Regions from separate parts of the Homo sapiens genome. Here regions 1, 3 and 4 are each linked to region 2. Evidence: read pairs that join two places in POLR2A ChIA-PET (ENCODE). Cell type or tissue: PC-9. All regions are shown on one strand. Each heading gives the region's core, and the rest is flanking DNA. Links, peaks and the distances in the headings are about the cores only. Region 1 overlaps SMAD5 (SMAD family member 5). Region 2 has its middle 3.8 kb from the start of CTB-1I21.1. Region 3 has its middle 79 kb from the start of CTB-1I21.1. Region 4 has its middle 18 kb from the start of CXCL14.

Region 1 (5,408 bases), core at 131-5,130, 580 kb after region 2:
AGCCCAGACAATAACATAAAGTAAATAAAGATAATGTAAACACAGAGTAAAGTAAAACTGACATACACTCAACAAATAATTATTGATTCTTTGTTACATCCCATGTATTGTGAATAGCCATGATGGGGCTTTTTAAAAAAAGTTATGCCAAGTAGGGTTTAATCTCAACAGTCAATAAACTGATTCATTCAAAATACACTTACTGAGAGCCTACTAAAGTACCAGATACAGTTCTGGATGCCGATCAACTACTGGCAGCTATCCAGCCTTCTATGCTGGAACCATGGTGGGGAAGGGTACAGGGAAGTAAAGATATCCTCCTTATGTATGGATATGCCTTGTGCCTTGTCTTGCCCAGCCCTATGTAGGATGATTTTTCCTAGGCAAACAAAACTGGCCACATTAAAATAGAGAGATATAACAAAGAGAATGAAAGCATAATTGTCACTAACAGGTCACAGAGTATAAAGTGTTATGTACTAAATGAACTGTAAGAAGGGCTGACCTCAGTTGCATCTACATCAAGGATGTATGATAAAATCCATGTGGGTCAGGAAGTAAAACCATGGTTTGGTTGTCTGAGATGAGATGGGAAATGTCAAAGGCAAAGGCACACAAACAAAAAAATATATATATAGGCAGACATGAACATAGCATTTCCTAGGCTAGATAAGAGACAGGCCTGGCTGACTGATTCATGAACACTAGAATATAATGGGGGGCTAGATAGGGTAGTGTACGTATGTGTGAGAGAGTATGTGTATGAGCAACAGAGAGACAGTTAAGGAAGAGGGAGGCAAAAAGACAGGAGCTTCAAGACCAGAATTCTGAATACAATATCATACATGATCAGGCCCTTGGCTTCTCCTTACTCATTTCTTAACCATTATCCTACCTAATTGCATTTAACCACACTTAACTTCTTTCCATTTCTCAAGTATTCTAAGGTTATTTCTATGTGAGGTCTTTGCATCTGATGTTCTCTCCCCTAAATTCTCTTCTCCCGTAACTTAACGCAGCATACTCACTCAAATTAATTCAGTTGTTCAAAGGTCACCTCCTGAAAGAGGAATTCCCTGACCACTTGATTGAAAATAGCATGACAGCCCATTCTCACAACATTCTCTATCCCCTGACCCTGTTCATTTTTTATAGCATTTACCCTAATCTGATATTACATTATCAACTTTGTTTATTTACTTTGTTTTCCCCAATGCAATGTTAGTATGCAGGTAGTCTCGTCTGCCCTCAAAACCACTGGATGCCCTGGACCTAGAATAGTGTCCATTTATCAAATAAATGAGTAAGAAAAACAATTTGTAAAAATATATATACCTTTCTAAGGATGTCTATATCAAACTTAAAACAAAAAAATTGTTATTTATAGATATCTATGATATCAGAGAATAAAAATATGCCTGGAAATGAAACACACCAGACTCAGTCTCCCAAGTTGATGGCATTATAGGCTTGAGCCACTGTGCCCACCAGATTCTGTTCTTTACTAGTATCACTTTTTCAAAGCCTATTAACTTTTCTGTAAAATAGAGATGATGGTTCCTAAGTCACAGAAATATTAAAGTACTAATGTCTATCTAACACAAGCTTTACAAACTCAACAGTACTATTCAAACATGAATTCTAATCATTAGCATTCAGAAAGAAGACGAACCAAGACTTAAGAGACTGGCTAGATCTAGTCCTAATCTAATCTTGCCCATTACTCTTCCACTATACACACCTTCTGATCCAATCCAAATCCCTGCCCCTCTGCCCATCTGTGTCTTCCAAGAGAAATCTTAGTCATTCTTAATGATGAGCTCCAATCTATCCCCTTTTGTGAAGACTTCCTTTACCACCCAATGCTGAAGAGGCTATGGTCACTGAATATTTATAATAAAAACTAATTAATAAGTCATAAATAATATCATAACTTCCCAAATACAGTACAAAATCCTTCTAAGAAGTAGTCTTCAGCACCTGGACCATTGCATGTGCCATACCACACACTATGATACTTAATGAATGGTCACTGATTTTTCTACTAACTGTACCTTGAAATTAAGAGATAATTTCAAATTTTAAACCCACGTTGACTAAGATAATGATAAAATGAGAATTCTACCCACAGAATTAAAAACATTCAGAAGGCAGCTTTGTCAGTAGAAATGGTGGTAAACTCCACTGGGAAAAGGTCATGACTGGAGATACAGGTTTAGCCAGGTAAAGATGAGAAACAGATTTAAGATTTTGCACAAAGAGCTAAAAAAAAAAAGTTTGCAACAGAGTGAAAAGAACAGTAAGTAAACACCTAAATATTACGAAACATTCACTGTTAGGAAAGAGTTTCCTGATAGTGAGTTACTGATAATGCACTATTAAAAAGACAGAACTAGATACAATGGTACTGCAGAAGATTAAACATATGGGAGAGTTTAAAGAGAATGTAAACAAAGAAAAGGCCAGTGACTTTGGTGAATGGGTATGCCACTAAACTTCAAGAGATTGGTTTCAAAAAGAACAATAGGTGTCAGTTTTAAAAACCTAGAACTCTTACTAGTAAAACTAGCACAGGGAGAGGAGCAAATCTCACACTCAACTCTTTAAATATGGAATGACTAAAAAACTTAGCACTTTTGATGAAATTATTTCTAAAAATGTTTTCTATACTTCCCAAACTGGTAAAGTGGTATGTGCAAGCTACCCGAGTACTTGTTATCCACGTCTCAACTTACATTACAAAAGGAGAAAAATTCATCATAAAAATTAGTGAATAGTCAAAAGATCTGAACAGATCCTTCACAAAAGAGGACATTAAAATAGCCACTGGATGAGAAAATGGGCTCAATATCATTAGTTATCACATGAATGCAAAAAGAAAACAAAAACTACCACAGTAAAATCTCACTCGGTACCTACCAGAATGGCTACACTTAAAAAAAAAAAAAAGATTAACTGTTCATGATAATACAGAACTGGAACTCTCATATATTGATAGTAGGAATATACATTAGTCCAGTCACTTTTGAAAATTGTTTAACAGTATCCACTAACGCTAAACATAGATCCCTATGACCCAGAAATTCCATTCCTAGGTATATATCCAACAGAAATGAGTGCTGTGTCCACCAAAAAACAAGTACATGTTCCTAACAACTTTATTTATAATAGTCCCAAACTGGAACCCAAATATTCATCAGCAGTAGAGTGGGTAAATACTGGTAATAAATTCATAAAATGGAATACTTCACAGCTACAGAAAGAACTAGTATGTGTAAAACATGGAGAATTCTCATATATTCTGAGGGAAAGATTACACATTATTCCATCTACACAACATTCAAAAACAGGCAAAACTAACCTATGCCATCAAGGCCAGAAGAGCACTAAGAAGGGTCATGAGACAGCCTTCTAGGGAGCTAGAAATTTTCCATATTTTGATCTGGGTGATGATGACATGGATGTATACCATATGCAGAAGTTCATTAAGCTACACACTTTAATTCTGTGTGCTTTACTAGATGATTATTTCAATTTTTAAAAATATCTTTAAAACATACTTGTGACTGATCACTTATAAAATCAGTCCCTATTCACAAGTGTCTCCCTCACCATAATGGCTTATGAACCATGAGTGAGACTACAGATTTTGCAAAAATTCCAAGATTTCCAAAGTTTATAAAAATGATGGCAAACAATGTAGGATCTAGGATTTGATTTTACCCCACTTACAAGTTAGTCTGTTACTGTCTTCTGGATGGTGCCAAAGGACATAAGACTCCTGGGTTAGAGACTCTGCTACTCTGGGCACAGCAAGCAGCATAAGCATTGACATTATTTGAGGTTTTGTTTGTCCCCAAGACCCATGGGGATAATGTGATGTATTTTATAGTTTTGCCTTTTTGTGAATGTTGTATAGAAGGAATAACACGTAATCTTTCCTTCAGTATTATAAGATTCTCCATGTTTTATATGTATGAGTTTGTGCTTTTTTGTAGTCTTGATGCATGGATGAGGAATACTGAGCTCAGGGAATCTACCACTTTTACAGTAATCAGTAAGCAAGACATTCTTTGTTCGGGAGGAGGGTAAGAGTAACTTGACTATCAAAGAATTTAACAGAGGTCCTTGAAAAAATGTATATATATTTTTATCAATATTTTTGCAAAAAAAAGAACAACTTAAAGCTAATGCCACAAATGTCAAATTGAAGGCTGTCATATAATGATACTGAATTATTTTGTGGGAAAAATTGTTTATCCATTCACACTTGATCCATTATTTGTTCATTATAACAATTCATGCATGTTTACAGTTACTATAAGCTAATGTTTTCCCAGAATTTTAGTTTCATTCTTCAAGATAAAATCAGACCTTTTACTCACCATTTAGTATAAAATGGTGGTCTACATTTTTCAGTGGTTTCATTTTAAATGAAATTCTCTATAGAAGGCATAGAACATGGGCTGCATTATTACTGACTAAAGAAACAGAGTGGCATGAATGATCTTAAAAGGTTACTTACAGAGGCAGATTTCTGGACATTTTAATTTCTTAGAATATAGCAACAGGTACTTCAATAACTTCAACAGCTTCCTTTCTAAAAAAAAAATCAATTGCTTAAGCAAAGGAATCATAATACTCCTTTGATAATGGTAATAATAATAAACCACTAACATTTATTGAGCACTCACTATGCCAAGTACTGTTAAGGACTTTACATTTAGAAACCAAAAATCATTAAATTTCAAAACAGCCTTATAAAGCAAATTCCATTATTCTCATTTTACAGATGAGAAAACAGGCAAAGGGAAATTAAATGTAACTTGCTTAATTATACAGAAAGCAAGAAACAGAGCTGAGAATTGAACCCTGGCAGTCCAGCTGCAGAATCCATATTCCAAACCACTGTACAGACTGCCTCCTAGAAAGAAACCCTCCTGCCAAGGAATTTTCTTCCCTTACAGGTCTGTAATTGTTCTTCATATTCCTGACTTCTCCAAAACATTCAAATTGTTAAATATTATCATAAGATTGTATAGTTTAAGAGATCAAGAATAATCCAGCTTAATTTGCTCATTTTCAAACTTATTTTTATACCACTTAACGTATGTCATCAACCTATCAACTTTAACCCAACCTTCTCACATTTGTGCTAGGTCAATCAGCAGGAATGAAAGGTTTAGCTTTATGCTTACTACCACTGCATAAAAATATATTTTTTTTGTGGTGATCTTACTCCAAAGCTTTTCTAATTATCATTAGGACATTTTTAGCACACTTATTACTGGAACACAATGATCTCAGAAATGATGAGACAATGTACCACTTTTTAAAAAATATTTTTCCTTAAAAAATATTTTTCCTAAGTATACTCACCTATAATCATACCATTAACATATGGTATG
Region 2 (5,408 bases), core at 207-5,206:
ACAGAATGCCACGACAAAGTAACAATTACCTGCAAGGGAGGCCAGGAAACTTAGTCTAGTTGCTTTTCTAGAAAGAGAGGGCAATTAACTTGGTAAACAGCTGCTGAGTAACCGCAGCCTCTAATACCTAGAATCCCAGAGTCCATGTAACCCTCACTAACCTTGAATCTGGAGGTTGCTAGAAAGGGGCTGTCATGTCTGTTTAAAACCTCGGAGGCCTAGGTGGGCGGATCACGAGGTCAGGAGATCGAACCATCCTGGCTAACACCGTGAAACCCCGTTTCTACTAAAAATACAAAAAGTTAGCCAGGCGAGGTGGCGGGCGCCTGTAGTCCCAGCTACGCGGGAGGCTGAGGCAGGAGAATGGCCTGAACCCCAGGGGGCAGAGCCTGCAGTGAGCTGAGATTGCGCCCACCGCACTCCAGCCTGGGTGAAAGAGCGAGACTCCGTCTCAAAAAAAAAAAAAAAAAAAACCTCACATCACTCTGTCGAGCTACTTGCTTAGCAACAATTACTGTGGTAGAAAGTACAATGGTGAAAGAGATTTCATTTCTCACCTGGGGGCAGAGAAAATTCCTTTTTTTCTTTTCCTTTATCTTCATTGGTAGGAAGCTTTCAACGGTATCCATAGAATTTTGTTCAGTAGGTGTTTGGAAATGATTGACAGTTTTTAGGAAGAGATTGAGATGATCACAGTTGACCTTGAAGATAACTCATGGCCAGTGTCTCTGGCTTCACCTGTAGTACCTGGTAAATGACTTGGAAGCACATGGAAGTCACTTAGAACTACAGGGTCTTATAAAGTCTCCAATTTGATATCTTAATCCATTTGAGCATTCTGAACCTCCAAGAGGTTAAGTAATTTCCCTGAGCCACCAGGCTACTTTACAGCAAAACACAAACAAAGCCAAGTTGCTTTTTGTCCAGCCCACACTATTATGCCAGGCAGCATCTCATCAAGTAGTGAATGATTAACCTTTCATTCTAATGCAGAATGAAACAAAATGTTGAGTAACCAAAAATATCAGTGAATATAATGTTTTTCCAAACTGAACTTTCTGCTTAACTCTGTTTTAGCCATAGAGCCTTTTTAATTTTAACTTACGGGGTTGAAAATATTTCTAAGACATACCAACTGGTTTTCTTGTTGTTGTTTTTTTTTTTTGAGATGGAGTTTCTCTGTCACCCAGGCTTGAGTGCAGTGGCACGATCTTGGCTCACTGCAAACTCGGCCGCCTAGGTTCACACCATTCTCCTGCCTCAGCCTCCCGAGTAACTGGGACTACAGGCGCCTGCCACCATGCCCGGCTAATTTTTTGTATTTTTTAGTAGAGACGGGGTTTCACCATGTTAGCCAGGATGGTCTCGATCTCCTGATCTCGTGATCTGCCCGTCTCGTCCTCCCAAAGTGCTGGGATTACAGGCGTGAGCCACTGCGCCCGGCCCCAGCTGGTTTTCTTGCCTTAGTAATCAGTGTTCCAAACTGCACGAGCAATGTTGCCCTAATGTTCGTAGGGACAATTATTATTCCAAAATGTGGAAGAAAATAATTTTCAATAACCTAAAACTCGATTTTAATGAACTGAATGAACTGTGAGAAACTGTTTCTGGGTATTTTTTCTCCTCAACAACCTTTACATTTCAGAACTTGAATCAGAGTAGAAGATCCAGCTTCAATCTGAAATAAATCCTGTGATGTGTATGTCCACATTGGTGAGATTCACCAAAAAACAAAATCACCTTTAGGCTAGAAACCATGTGAAGTTTTTCCAAGATGGGTCTGCAGATTTTACTGAAGATCACATTGCTGACAGTCAAACAGAGGGATGATTCTGAGGTGGTTTTGTTGTATTTGTTTGGTGGTGAGGAGGGGCTTGGTGGAAATATGTGACCTAAGAGATATAAGAGATTTCTATTACCAGGAAAGGTCATGAAACCAACTTCCACTCTTAGAGACACCCACCTTTCTTATTTTAGAAACACAACTCATTTTATTCGGCCCACTTGATCAGCATTTTCTTCAACTTGAAATGACTTGAGAAGTTGCTGTTTTATTTGATTTTCCTGGCTCATTCTCCTGGAAAGGAGGTTCTCCTATTTTAATACATAAAGTTGTGTTTAAGCACTGCTGCCAAGGAACTGAGGGTTTGCCAGGAGCAGCCTCTGTGGTTTCAGGATGCTTTGCCACTACAGTTGAATTAATTTACTGAAGGAGCTTATTTCTACCTGCTGTTAAAATCACCTACATTATGTCACGCACATAACAATTACATTTTGTGGGTTTCTTTCCTTTTTTCCTTACACACCCTCATTGGGTTGTTTCTCATAGTAGTAAAATGGGAAAAGTACACATAAAATCTTAGTGAGATCCGGCAAAGCTAGACTTCTCTTAGCATGTGCATTCCCCTCTGTTCACTCACCACTGGGGATGGGCTTCTTACATGAGTTTGCTAAGATTATTCTGTTTGATTCCACCCTGCCTTACCCAGCTGACTATGGAAGGGCAGGGATCATTGTTCATTTTCCTTTTCTGTCTCTAACCAGAGCTTAAAGTGTAAGAGGTGATTTTCCACATGCCACTCTTGACACTGTGTGCTGTTCTGAAAAATCTCTCCTGGAAGTTGAATTTTGCTAACAGTGGTTAGTTACATAACAAAAATTTTATCGAACTCTTACTGGGAACATTGTATTAATGGCAGAGAAAAGAAAAACCGTTCTTGCTCTCTCCTTAGCTGTAGGACACCAAGCCAGGGTTAGAGAAGTGTAGCAAAAACATAATATGTTTTCCGGATGTAGAATAATTCAGTGAACAATAACCACCTGTGTCTGAGGGCCTACCATGTGCCAGGGCAGAATAATTTTTGAGATGCTTGTCTCCCAATATGTGCTCTTTGGGATAAAAGACCAGTTGTTCTTGTTGATTGCTCTATCCTTAGCAGTGAATGCAGCTTCTGGCACATTGCAGTCCTCAGTAAGTCACAGGACAGGAGGAAGTTCAGAGGTTGCACCTGACACTGGCCCTACCTATTTTATCCTTGAAGCTATCCTTAAGCACATTTACGATTTTCAAATTAATTTTTACAATTGGGACATTCTTTCTGTTAGTCATTTTATCTTTCTAACAGATCAACAGATTCAGTGACACGGATGTTGTACCTAAAGTCACACATCTTTCACCTGTGAGGGGTGGATTTGATTCTGAGTCATTCTGTTACCAAAGACTGCTCACCACGGTGTAGCTGTTACCTCCCAGCAATGAATGAGTGGTATGGGGTTGCAGGTGGCCACTCAGAGGAGGTTAGTGCTGCCCTGAAGAGAGGTTACACTCAACAAGCATTTGAGGGCCCTTGCAGAGAACTAGAAGCAAAGCAAGGCTGGGTGGCACCTGGGCCTCTCTTCATGGTGTCCCTTGCAGGTGATAATTATCACATGGCTAAGAAAGGATATTTCAGAGAGGAAAAATGTTTGTATGAAACGAAGAAAGGGTATTTGTGTATGAATACCCTCACCAGACTCACATCAGAGACTGGGAGATTTCTGATATGATCCTCTGATGGTTCCGAGAATAGGCTGCAAACACAGTGATAAGAGAATCCCTTCCACAGATATTCAAGTTCAGTCACAGGGCATTACACATTAAGGCCATTAAAGTTATGAGGGTGAGTCACATCTCTCAGTGGGAAGCCAGACTGCCTACCTCTTTTTCCTATTAATCACATAACATTTTAAAGCTGGAGAATTGTATGAAAGGAACGCTAGGCAAAGCAGCATCATGGAGCAGAATAATCATAAAGTAAACAATTGGCTTAACTATCTGGCATCCTTGAGTCATGCAAATGATGAGTATCTTGTTTTTTTGAAGACTGTTTTGACCCTAAACAAGCCCATTTTGTGGCTTTTATTTATTTTGAGACAGAGTCTCGCTCTGTCACCCAGGCTGGGGTGCAGTGGCGTAATCTTGGCTCACTGCTACCTCTGCCTCCCAGGTTCAAGTGATTCTCCTGCCTCAGCCTCCTGAGTAGGTGGGATTACAAACGCCCAGCCTCACACTTGGCTAATTTTTTGTATTTTTAGTAGAGATGGGGTTTCACCATGTTGGCCAGGCTGGTCTCGAACTCCTGGCCTCGAGCAATCCTCCTGCCTCAGCCTCCCAAAGGGCTGGGATTGCAGGTGTGAGCCACCGCACCTGGCTAACTTTGTGGCTTTTGGTTTTAACCTACAAAATGAGTATAAAATGTTGGTCAGCCCTACAGATCTTTTGGAGAGCCGGGAGACTGGAAAGAAAATGCTGGAGAGTTTTGAGAAGCTCATCTCCAAGTGTATGATCTATTGGGGAAGGCCATCCTGGTCCAGAAAAGGAGCTCATAAGTCCTTGCAGAGGACAGAAGGAAGGACAGAGGCTGTACAGGAACCACTCCTGCTCTTTTTATCCTCAAAGCTACCTGGATACTGGTCATGCTGGTGGTTTTCAAATTTGGTTTTATGATGCCTCAGGATGAACACTTATTTCAAAATTCATCACAGAAAATATAGAATGTTCTTGAAATGAAGGATACTTGTTAATGCATATGCCTTACACCCAAAGAAGGGTTGAAGCAGCCCGCTTATGCCGCTCAGCGCTGCACCAGAAGGTAATGAATGCAGGGGGCTCCTCAGCTGAGATGTTGTCCCCTCCTGGGCTTCCCACACATTGCTGATGTCTTTTGATTATTTAATGCTAAACAGCACCTCCCTCTACAACAGATACTAGTTTTGGACGACTGCACTTTTAAGACCAGAGGAGGTAAAAATTTTTAGAAGAAAGGGGAGAACCAAGATAAGCTTGGCCTCTCTGGTGATGCTCTGGCCTTCTATCCCCTAGAAGTGATTTTTTTCTCCCAACCAAGGCTCTGTCCTGAAACCTGGCCCCATCTTCCAAACAAGCTCTGCTTGCCCTTGGTTCTGACCCCAAACTCCAATTTTCACACACTGCTCAGATTAGATGTTTCCTGCAGAGCTGACCTAGCCTCAGACTCCAGGCCCCTCCATCCTCCCGGCCCCTGCTTGGCCTCATTTCACACTCCTGCATCTGACCTTCGGTCCCACTCCCACCACACCTGCCCTGGCCTCCAACTGCTTTTGGCTTTTCCTGCCTCAGTGCTGACAGCTGGCCGTGGCTGCTTCCAATTGAACTGCTAAGGAAGAGAGACTCCTTCCCACCGCGTTACATCTGAGTTGCTTCTTAATCAGGCCCAGGATCCTGGAAGGAGAGATGGGGCAGGATGAACCCTCCAAGTGTGCTTTGGGCCTTGCTTAAAAATGGGAACAGACAAGCCTGCCACCCTGGGGCCCACACCCCTGCTATCCTGTCCAAAAATAGACCCAGAATCCTCAGCTTGTGGGGAGACCACATAGACACTTACTGATGG
Region 3 (5,408 bases), core at 265-5,264, 76 kb after region 2:
AACGTATAAAATAGTAGCTTGAATTGCAAAGTCTAAAGAGTCAGCTTACTAGAGTGGAAAGTGCACTGTACTGGGGTAGATAACCTTCATTCTAGCATTTATACCTGTGAGAATAGGAAATGTCACTCACTTCCTTGGTCTTTCACATGGGGAAATGATCCTACACCATGGTCAAGATTCATTCAGTTATGAATAACACTCTTATTTATACTTCCCTCAAGCAAAGACTGGAGCAAGGGTATTTATTGGAAAATATGGTGGTATCTATGAAATTTCAGGAAAGAAAAGGCAAAGTAGCATCACAAGGACCAGTTCCAATTCACCAGCATCTTATGAAGGGCAGCAAACTCTCTCAATCACCCTAAGCCTTGGATTTTTGTCTCCATTTCTTTATGTGTTGCTTTTTTTTTTTTTTTTGCTTTTTTAAAAAAATATACTTAAGTTGTGGGATACATGTGCAGAACACACAGATTTGTTACATATGTGCCATGGTGGTTTGCTGCACCCATCAACCTGTCATCTAGGTTTTAAACCCCACATGCATTAGGTATTTCTCCACTTCACCCTACCCTAGATGTTTTGTGGGGTATTTATGAGTTTCAAGTGTGATCATAGATGTGAAAGCCCTTGGTAAGTCCTAAAGCATTGGGCAGACAGACAGTTATGTGGGCTCCTGGCCTAGACAAGAGCTGCCCTGAATTGTGTATAAATTTGAGGAAAGGTTTTCTGTCTTAGAATAATGATGTCATACATGGGCTCTGAAATCAGACTGCACATTCCAAATGTGGCTGTACCACTTACTAGCTCTGCAACCCTGACAAGTTTCTCAACTTCATGAAGCCTCCATTTTTCCTGTGTAAAATGGAGAAAATAATCAAATCTATCTCATAAAGCTGTTGGTAGGATTAAATGAAATAAAACATGCCAAGGACTTTGTTCAGGCACATAATAATAGTAATGATAATGATAATAATAATAATAGAATGATATCACTCACCTTGTACTGACAAGGGTGTTAAGTCCGTTTTAGTCTTCTACACCCACTACCCCAGAAATTGGTCAAGACTGCACTGATTGATAGCTACAGCAGTTCAGCCTGCTCCATGTAGTCTTTAACAAGATGCCATAGTCTGCAGGAAAACGTATGTTACCCTATTCTTTTAAGCATGAGGGCTAGCCAGCACATTACATGAGGAATGTGCTTGGATGCCAAGAAAACCGTTTGGGTTAGCCGTGCACTCAGAGTGATGTATGGAAGAAGTGGAGATGACTCGTTATGTTGTTTGACTTAAAAGATGCCACAGAAAGATTGATTCACTGTCAAGCTGGATGGACATGAGGAAACTGTTTTTTTAACATTGTGAGTTACTCCTGATGATATATTTAGTCAATCCAATTCTCTTCTATCCAACAGTCAGATTTGAACACTTAAGGTATATGTGTCTTCAGTAAGCTAAGAGTTTCTATTTGTTTGGCAACTATGAAGGGTCAGACATCATGTTAGGCATTAACCATTTAATGAAATGTCAAAATTTAAATGGAAACTTTAAGTTTCAATGAACAGAGAAACAAAACAGTTTTTGCCCTTAAAGAGCTCATACTCTAAAAGAATGGGCCAGGAGGTGAAGACAAAATAAATACCATATAGATTATGAGAAGTATCTTTTAAGTAGTACAAACACATTTCTGGGGGCCCCAGATGGAAGACAGAGCACACATTCAAGTGTTCAGGTGTCAGCCCACATGCCACCTTCTCAAAAAGTTCTTTGCCCAAACTAAAGTATCCCACCTGTCTTCATTACAATACCATTTTATTTTCCTCAATAGCTGTTGCCATAATTGGCATTTAAAAAAAACTTGTTCTTTACTACTCTCTCCTTCAACTAGAAGGTATACTCTGCAAGATCAGAAAATTTGTTATGTTATTTGCTGCTGTAAATGTCTGTTAAGTGAATGAACATTTGGTCGATAGGATCAGAGAAGGCTTCCTAAGTGTACCCATTCTAAATGTGTCTTAAGAAAGTAAGGCTTTCAACAATTATTGGTTGCAGTTAGAATAGGGGGGTCATTATAGGCAAAAATAATAGGGCAAACAAAAGCCCAGATAGGAATGTCTCAATTCCCAAGAAAACTGGAGTGACAGGATACACACATTTCTTGGAGTAATGTGTGAATGCACATGTTAGTTTAAAGAAAATATGACCAAAGTGGGCTATGGTTGAAGGGATGACTGAGTTTGATGTTGGGAACTCTCTGGCCCTCTAGACAGATTGTTTCTCCTTGGGGGACTCACACATGAGCCCACCAGGCACTAGGCTGCCATGCAAGCCTGCATGAGCTTTCTCATGGAAACAAACTCTCCCAGCTAGAATACAATATTTCACTTATTGCCTGTGGCAGAGGCTGTTAATCCCTACCTAATATCCAGTATGTATGCATCTTTTGGGGAATCATGTGACTAATTATTGAGTCTAATGGATCTGTTGCTTCTGGTCCTAGACAATTAAGAATGAAAACACGTTCTGTTTCCTCCTTTTCTGTGTAATCTACACTATCAGAAACAAGGGATTCCAAGGTGATGAAAAAGCAGGATAAAGGTGGCCTGAGCTCTTGACTCACCGCCTGGAAGAGAGTAAATCAGTAAATCAGTAAAGTCCATATCAGACTGATGTAAATAAAAGATAAATCTTTGTTATTGTAAGTCTGAGACTAGGGAGTGTTTATTTTACTGCAGCATAGACTAGACTAGCCATTCTGACTAATGTACTCCATCTTTTTTTTAAAAAAATACATTTATTCTTTGTTTTTTGGAAGGGCAGTTGGCTTTGATTAAATCTTTGCATATACCATAATCATGATGATCGACCACTTAATTTAACCAATCAGACTAATGGCCCTGCTTGAAACCTATTGCTCTCATTCAGACTGGGCACATCACAATATAATATTAATGATATGCAGTATTGATTTGATCACCGTTTTCCATAATGGCACAGTCAGTAGAAACTATTAAGGAAGTAAGTTGTAAAACACTTACTATTTTAAGGATTATAGAATCTGATTTGGGTAAGGTCTGTCAAATATCCCTACAATTTTTACCACCTCATCTTCCTCCTACATTGATCCTTATTCCAATTCATGGCTAGCATAAATAATTCAACCCAACAAAATTATAAAGTTTGAGGGAAGGAGACAGGTGAGGAATCAGTTAGAGTAAAGCAGGAATTTGTGTAAAATTCAGGACCCTTGCTACTCCAGGGCGTAGTGCCCACCAGAATGCTGTATGAAGAATGCTCTCTGGAAAAAAATTCCCTGCGATGCCCTGCACACAGTGCTCCAGAGCATGCTGTATGCACAAAACGGCTCTTCTCAGAGATGTGCAGTTTGGTGGCTCTGTGAAAAAATGTAGCAATAATCCAAACCCATAGTGAATTATAAATGCCAACCCTCTCAAATATAAGTGAATCAAATTAGACCACAGTCTCTAAGTAGAATAAGCAAGTGTGAAATCTTTCTCCTACATCAATCCAGGGGAATGGGATTTAGAGAAAGACAGAGGCTGATTAATGCTCATAGTGGAGTATCATCTTCTGAAAATGGAATGACATCTGGCCTCAGACACTTTGGCTTATTTCTGTTGTGTGCCTCTGCATTCACATTTAACATGAGTTCCAAATAATTGGTGAAATTGCTCTTGGTATTGGTTCAATAATTGCATAAGCATTTAAGCTTGAATTTAGGTGGAAAATTAAACGGATATAAAAATTTATATTCACTTAGGCCTCATTTAGTCTCTGAAGAGTTTAAGTAAGCAAAAGTCTAACTCTCAGGGTCCAAAGTTCCTTCTAATATGAATTTTTCAATGCATGCGTGTATATGTGTATATGTAATATTTCTGTTCACTAAGGAAAGCTTAGAAAATATAGAAAAGTAAAAATAGAGAAAGAAAAGTCACCTGGGATCCTGCCCTCCAGGGCTAACTATTGAGAATATATATATATACATATATATATATATTTTTTTTGAGACGGAGTCTCGCTCGTCGCCCAGGCTGGAGTGCAGTGGCGCCACCTCGGCTCACTGTAAGCTCCGCCTCCCGGGTTCAGGCCATTCTCCCGCCTCAGCCTCCCGTGTAGCTGGGACTACAGGCACCCACTACCACGCCTGGCTAATGTTTTGTATTTTTAGTAGAGACGGGGTTTCACCATGTTAGCCAGGATGGTCTCGATCTCCTGACCTCATGATCCACCCACCTCGGCCTCCCAAAGTGCTGGGATTACAGGCGTGAGCCACCGCACCCAGCTGAGAATATTTTTATGTATATTTTATAGAGTTAAATTGGAGTACAAAGTTATTGTATTATTAATAAAATTTGTAACTTGGCATTTTTCTTTTCACAAAATTTACTATTCTTCCCCTAAATCATTAAAACCTGTTTGTAAACATTTTTAAAGGCTGTATAATATTCCATACTATAACTGCATAAACCTCCATTTCCTTCTACCTATCCTTATTACTGAATATTTAAATTATTTTTTAAAGTATAGCTCATTCATCACTTCTTGGCCTTTTGGCTAAGATCAAGTGTAAAGTATAGCTCATTCACTGTTCTAAATATTTCTTTATATATCATCCTTTTATATATAAATATATTTTCTGTATTTCAAATTACTTTCCTAGGTCATATACCTAGAAGTAAGAATATTGGGTCAGAGCATATAGTCCTTTCTTGAAATATACTTTCAGCTATACCAAGGTATTTATGAATATAAAAATTATTGTGGAAAACTATAATAAACCATGCTTTGTCTACCAAAAGATGGTTGCTGCTAATATGTTAGCCCTTTTTATTGAGTCATATGTTTCTTTTCATGTGAAAATATAAACTCGAGTATAAATGGTATTAAGACTAAGCAATTGGCATTTATTTAAAATGTTCTGGTGCCTCTTTTGTACTAGCCTCCAGAATCTCCAGGGTTGCAGCAGGTAGGGAGAAAACTGACTGTCCAGTCCTAAGGATAAAACTAGATTTGCACATGAAGAAAAAAGGAGCACAAATGGACCATGCTGGCTGTGTTTAAAGCAATCTGCCTCAAGCCATCCCCCTTGCTCATTCCTCCACATTCAACATCTTCCCCCCAGAGTCTCATTCAAAAGGGTCTGTGACTTTGCTTCCAAATGTATTCTGCCCAGCAGGACTGGCTCCTCTCCAGATACTGTTGACTTCATAGAAATCAATGTAGTGGTGGTTGCCCATTCCAAGAATAATCACTTTAAAGACTCCTTGAATATATAAAATCAATAGCAGAGCAAGTCATTGCAGTCCATATAATTAAATCACTCCCAAGTACCCTCATTTTTTTTTTCTCTAAACAATTGTGATAAGAGCCTGAGCTGACAGAATCTCC
Region 4 (5,408 bases), core at 295-5,294, 1.2 Mb after region 2:
AAGCGATCCACCCGCCTCAGCCTCCCAAAGTGCTGGCATACAGGCTTGAGCCACCGTGCCCGGCCAACATTACATTTATAAGGCATAAAAAGGCCAAACTTGAAGAACGTATCTACCAAGAGAGGAATCTGAAACCTTCTGTGACCTTGGGCAAACTTCCATGCCTGTTTCATCACCTCCAAAATAAGAATAATAATAGTGCTTAATTTCAAAGAATTTCTTGAGACACTAAATGAGACCATTCAAATAGAATATCTAGCACTTTGTGTAGCATATAATAAGCACACAGTGAATAATAGTTAATAATAATAAATTTGTGTTTCTTAAAAAATGTATTTAACAGTCCAAGGAATCTTAAACCTGGGGGAAGAAATACCTTAGAATCTAGTCCCACCTTATATCCACTAGAAAAATTTCTTTGAAGCTGTAAATTTTTTAACTGCTTTTGAACTCTGGGCCCCCTTGAAAAGCTGATGAATGCTATGATTCCTTTTCCCTGAAAAAAAAAAATGCCCAGTATATTTTGCAAACCATTTCAGGAGATTCTTAGACTTCCCTGATGTCATCCTTATGGCTCCTTGGACCCTGTGTGAGTAATTCCTGCCTTAGACAATCCCAGGTAGGGCATCCAGAGGTGGCTTGGATATCTCCAGTAACAGGAGCCTCACAGCTCAAAAAGCAGCTCACTCTATGATTGGAAAAGTCCACATGCTAAAAAGTGTTAGGATTAAATCAGGACACTAAAAGATGCTTCCTGAGTTCCATCCTCAGAGCTACACAGAGGTAGCACAATGCCTATTTCAGGTACCAGCCCTTGACATGTTCAGAAGGCAGAGGCCATGCTGGGACATACCTGACCTTCTCCTGAGCTAACCCTGCTGTCCTCTCAGCCATTCTAGGTGATGGTGTCCAGGCCCCTGCCTTCCAGGTCACCCTCCCAAACCACCTGCTGTGTGGCTGTGGCTCATTTTCTTTGTCCTGGACACAGTACTTTTATTAACCCCATCTAAGTCTGCTAATGTTCTCAGCCACCAAGTCACATCCATTAAGCAAGCATTTAATAGGTCCCCAAGGCCTCATCACACAAGAGCAGAGTTTCATGCCACACGTATCTCCACTCCAATCTTACGCTGGGGTAATTGATCCTTTGAAGCTAGCCCTACCACTTTACATATGCCCCAATTAATCTTACCAGTTTTTTTCCTGTCACTTCAACCTTTGGGAAGTATTTGGAATTCACATTCTATCACCCAGTGTACTGAAAATGTTTGCAAATCTCTTAGAGGGTAAGGAGATCAATGAAACTTGTGCATCTCCCTGGGTTAAGCTTGGGACAAGGTGCCTTACCCAAGTTCTCATTCAATCTTCACATCAACCTTTTGACATCTATACTTCCGTCCTTGTCTTATACGTAAGAAAACTGAGTCTGATGGAGATTCAATCACTTGCATAAAGATACCCAGCTACCAGAGAGCCATGCCAGGATTTCAACCCAGGCCTGTCTGAGCCTCACTATTTTACCACACCTCAGCATTAACACATTAAACCGCATTGTTATAGATATGTGTGTTTCTCCAACTAGGATGTAGGATCCCTAACAATAGTGAATAGACTTTGTCTCAGAATTCCTAGCCCCTGTGAGTCCCTAGCACAGAGTAGGTGTTTTACAACTGCTGGGAGGAGGGAGAACAAGGAAAGCGGTCAGTTGGGGCTAGCAAGCTGGGAGGATGCTTCTTGGAACTGAGCCCTGATGTCCAGGTTCTTCTTTTAGAGCATATATTCAACTCTGTGAATCATTAGGAAATGTTATCATCCACACATGACCAGAAGGTTCTGGGACCCTCCCACCCAGGACATGCCAGCCCTAAAATTGTGACATTCATTCACCCGAGTCATTGGAAAGCTGACCTGAAGGGTGTCCTACGTCCCTCCCACACCTGGGTACCTCCCTGAGCCCAGCAGGTAGACTCTCCCCAAGGTGCCCCCCACTTCCCCACCCCACAGCAGCCTTCCTCCGTGCAGGCGGCTGTGTGGTGGGAGGGAGAAGGTTCGGGAAGCCTTTGACTTGAGATTTCTCAAAAGCTCTTGAAGGGACACTGAAATTCCTAACTCACTCTTTTTCAAACAGATTCTTGAGTGAACTCATAGAACTTTTGATACTGAGGAATCGGCCTAAGGAGAAGAGGCTTACTGTGAAATGACCAAACGCCACCACTGGTTTCCAACCACCATCTGGGTGCTGAACAGAGTTCTTCTGTCCACACAGCACCGCTTTTCCGTGCACACACCCCTCATGGCGTCCAACCGCGACTATGGCCTGTTTCTTTTCCAACAGGCTGCAAGGCTTTAATTCTGCGGAAAACCGTCAAGCAGCAGCTCCACTAAACACATCTCTGTGCATTAACAGGAAGTGCAGGGAAAGGCAGTCCGGGCCCAGAGCTCACATTAAGGAGAAAGGTCGAAAGCGCCATCTTGTGGTGCCTTTGCAACTTGCGTGCCGCTTGGCGCCTGAGGTGGGTGCCCTGAGGAGGGGAAGGCAAGGTGGAACAGAGGGACTTCCCCTTTTAACCCAGTTATTGATCATAAAAACCAAAGTAGAATGCTTCCTCGCTGCACAATCTAACCCTCGGAACTAACAAAGAAACTATAATGTATCGGATAAGAGCACAGTTCTAGAATCAGAAAGCGCTGCCTAGGTTTGAATCCTGGCTTGGCCATTTACAAACCATGCAACTTTGGTCAAAGTCCCGCTTGGAGACTCAGTTTCTCTAGTAGTTAAATGAGGATAATAACTGGGCCTATCTCGTAGGGTAGTTAGAAGGACTAAACCTAATCATGCACATAAATGCTTAGCACAGTCCCTGAGTGCCTACAGTCCCTTAGCATGCACATTACTATATTTCTGTTTTATGACACCACTGATGGTAAGAAGCAGCATCAATTTAATATAAGATGGAGGTAGGCGTGGGGCTGCGGAGGGCTGGTAATCCACTACCTACAATACGCACATTTATTAGAAGGCATATTTTGATTTAAGAGATGTTAAAATAGGAAGAGGAGACAGATCATTTTAGATCTTAGATCTTGCTGCACTGTGAGAGCAACTGAGTCACGTGGGCTGCCCTGCACTGAATCTGAGAACACAACACATCACCCTCAAGGCTGGCACTCCTCTCAAAGGTAGAAAATGCAGTCAACAGTCACCTTCTTAGGTGCCCGAGGGAAGGATTTCGTCCATTCCTGCTACCCTCTGATTGGGCATGCACCTCTGGGAGGGAGTGATCGAGCCCCAGGAACCCACAGTTACCCTTATTTCCCCACAGTTGGGTGGCTGGGTAATTGGTAGCTGCTGATAATTACAGGTGGGTAAAAAAGTAGCTACAGGGCAGAGATCAGGAGGGGCCTGAAGACTAGGAAAAGATAAAAATGAAAGAAGGGAAAGAGGCTCTTGCCTTGTGCCAGGCACAGTGCACAGGGAGGATTAGGGATTTTCCAACATTTCTAGGAAGACATTCGGAATGCCACTTGGTGACTCTCCTCCCATTTCAAAAGCTACAGGGCTACAGGGCAACCATGCCCAGGTAAAATGCCTTTATATTAATCAGATTTACTTAACCCTAGTAGGTATGACTATTGTGGCTGTCCTCAAAACTAACAGTTAATGAAACTTACTCCATGCCAGGTAGAGTGACAAGCACATTGTTTTATGTAACCTGCACAACCAGCCTGGGAAGTGGGCACTGCTGTAATCTCCGTTTCACAGAACAGGACGTTGACGTCCAGAGAAGCTCGGTAACTCACCCTCCTCTTCATCCAGCATCCCTCTCTTCCCCGTGAGGCCCAGGGGAGCTGTAAATCATGATTCCATGCACTCTGATGCTAGCCACAGGACTTGGGTGCACATGACCCAGGTTGGCCAATCAGAGCCCAGGATCCTTCCCCCAGCACATTGATTGGCTCAGATATGGACACCTGACCCAAGAAAGCCAGTGAGAGACTTCACAAGATTTACTAGATGGAAGCTGGAAAAACAGGCCTGTTTTCTCTTTGGGTCCCAAGCCGTAAAGACTTGAACTCAGAGAACCAGAAGTTTGTTTTGAGGTCCTGTGAAGAAAACCTGCCTGAGACCAAAGCCAACACACAGAAGGAATCAGAGCAGAGAAATGGAGTGACGGGATTAAGACCGCATGGGTTAGCCCCTGGATCTCGCTTTGCCTTGTACAGCCCTTCTCAGTTTATAGGAGCCAACTCATTCTGTTTTTGCCTAAGTTAGAGTCAAACCCCTCAGTCTAATAAATAAAGGCAAAAAAGAAAAACTGGTTAAAGCCCCGTTGCAAAAAATAAGTAACTTTATAATTACATCAACTTTATCATTAACAAGGCTTTAAAAAACAAGTACCTATGAATAACAGCCCCCAATGGATTCAAAATTGAAATAATCACATAATGTAACAAGGTTTAAAGCCATGGATTTGAACCTAATAGAGTAAAATAAAAAGCTAGCGTGGAAGGAAGATCTCCATTAGGAGTGATTGCTGAGCATAACAGAACCCTTTCTGGGTGTTTTGTGTTATCAAATATCTCTCTGCAGCAACTCTTTCCAGTGTGGTATTATAGAAATATCTTCAGGAATTGCTGAATAAGCCCTTTAAGTGAACAATGCCATTTCTAGGAGTCTATCCTCAGGGAAGACTTTCAGTGGAAGAAATTGATAGCTGCATGGAGATGTTCACTGAAGCATCATTTACCACAGGTAAAAATAAATAAATAAAAATAAAAGGAAACTGAATACTCAAAGGTCAGGATACAAGTAAGTATATTATAGCACACAATTTTACTAAGTATATGTAGCTAGTGAAACTATTCGTGTGAAAACTGTAGAAATGTTTATTCAAATATTTGTTGAACACCAATAATAATTTGCTGCGTTTTGATTATGGGCTGTTTTGCATGCTTCCTGACATTTCATCCTGGAATCATTTAAATGTTAGGTAGTTTTTTTTACAATCCTTTTTTAGGCGAGTAATCTAGGGCTTAGAGAAATTTATAACTTTTTGATGAAAGTGGCAGACGAAGGATTTGAACCTAGTAGTCTGAGTGCAAACTCTAGACACATGCCCATTCTGCTGCACACCACAAACCAGGTGAGCTGCTGAGAGAGCCTCCTAAGTTATGCGTATAGGCAGCGCATGGCCTTTGTGGGAGCTGCTTTGTCTGTTCAGATGTCCTTTCTGGCTCACGTTCTAGGGGGAGGCGGCGGAAGGGGGTTTTATTCAGCATCTACCAGGGGCCAGGCCCTGTACTAGGTACTTGGTTTCCACTGTCTAATTTTTCCTTTGCAGTGATCCCTAGGGGGGAGATGTCACAATCCCTTTCCATTTATAAGGAAGATCGAGACGTTTGCTCAA

What was found. ChIA-PET counts read pairs that join two places held together with the same protein. Peaks named below come from ENCODE experiments on the same cell type or tissue, not always from the same donor. Only the 100,000 strongest peaks of a DNase experiment are listed, where the experiment ranks them.
Region 1: POLR2A ChIA-PET joins it to region 2 with 6 read pairs; 1 of 35 experiments calls an interaction of 5 or more read pairs at or near these places.
Region 3: POLR2A ChIA-PET joins it to region 2 with 6 read pairs; 1 of 35 experiments calls an interaction of 5 or more read pairs at or near these places.
Region 4: POLR2A ChIA-PET joins it to region 2 with 7 read pairs; 1 of 35 experiments calls an interaction of 5 or more read pairs at or near these places.

Annotation. Positions count from the first base shown.
Region 1 is chr5:136,147,024-136,152,431 of GRCh38, reverse strand. It overlaps SMAD5 (SMAD family member 5), which reads right to left. Exons shown (of 8, transcript NM_005903.7): 2 at 4,526-4,600. Among named protein-coding and RNA genes, the nearest start is that of SMAD5-AS1, 15 kb to the right of the region's middle. In PC-9, for the core only: no CTCF peak of the experiment used is centred there; a DNase peak (open chromatin) is centred at 2,271; H3K27ac peaks cover 1,239 bases.
Region 2 is chr5:136,728,467-136,733,874 of GRCh38, reverse strand. No RefSeq gene overlaps it. Among named protein-coding and RNA genes, the nearest start is that of CTB-1I21.1, 3.8 kb to the left of the region's middle. In PC-9, for the core only: no CTCF peak of the experiment used is centred there; DNase peaks (open chromatin) are centred at 3,184 and 3,754; H3K4me3 peaks cover 1,110 bases; H3K27ac peaks cover 3,468 bases.
Region 3 is chr5:136,652,859-136,658,266 of GRCh38, reverse strand. No RefSeq gene overlaps it. Among named protein-coding and RNA genes, the nearest start is that of CTB-1I21.1, 79 kb to the left of the region's middle. In PC-9, for the core only: no CTCF peak of the experiment used is centred there; DNase peaks (open chromatin) are centred at 1,276 and 2,626; H3K27ac peaks cover 981 bases.
Region 4 is chr5:135,558,044-135,563,451 of GRCh38, reverse strand. No RefSeq gene overlaps it. Among named protein-coding and RNA genes, the nearest start is that of CXCL14, 18 kb to the left of the region's middle. In PC-9, for the core only: a CTCF peak has its summit at 2,510 (motif pointing left); a DNase peak (open chromatin) is centred at 2,451; H3K27me3 peaks cover 2,557 bases.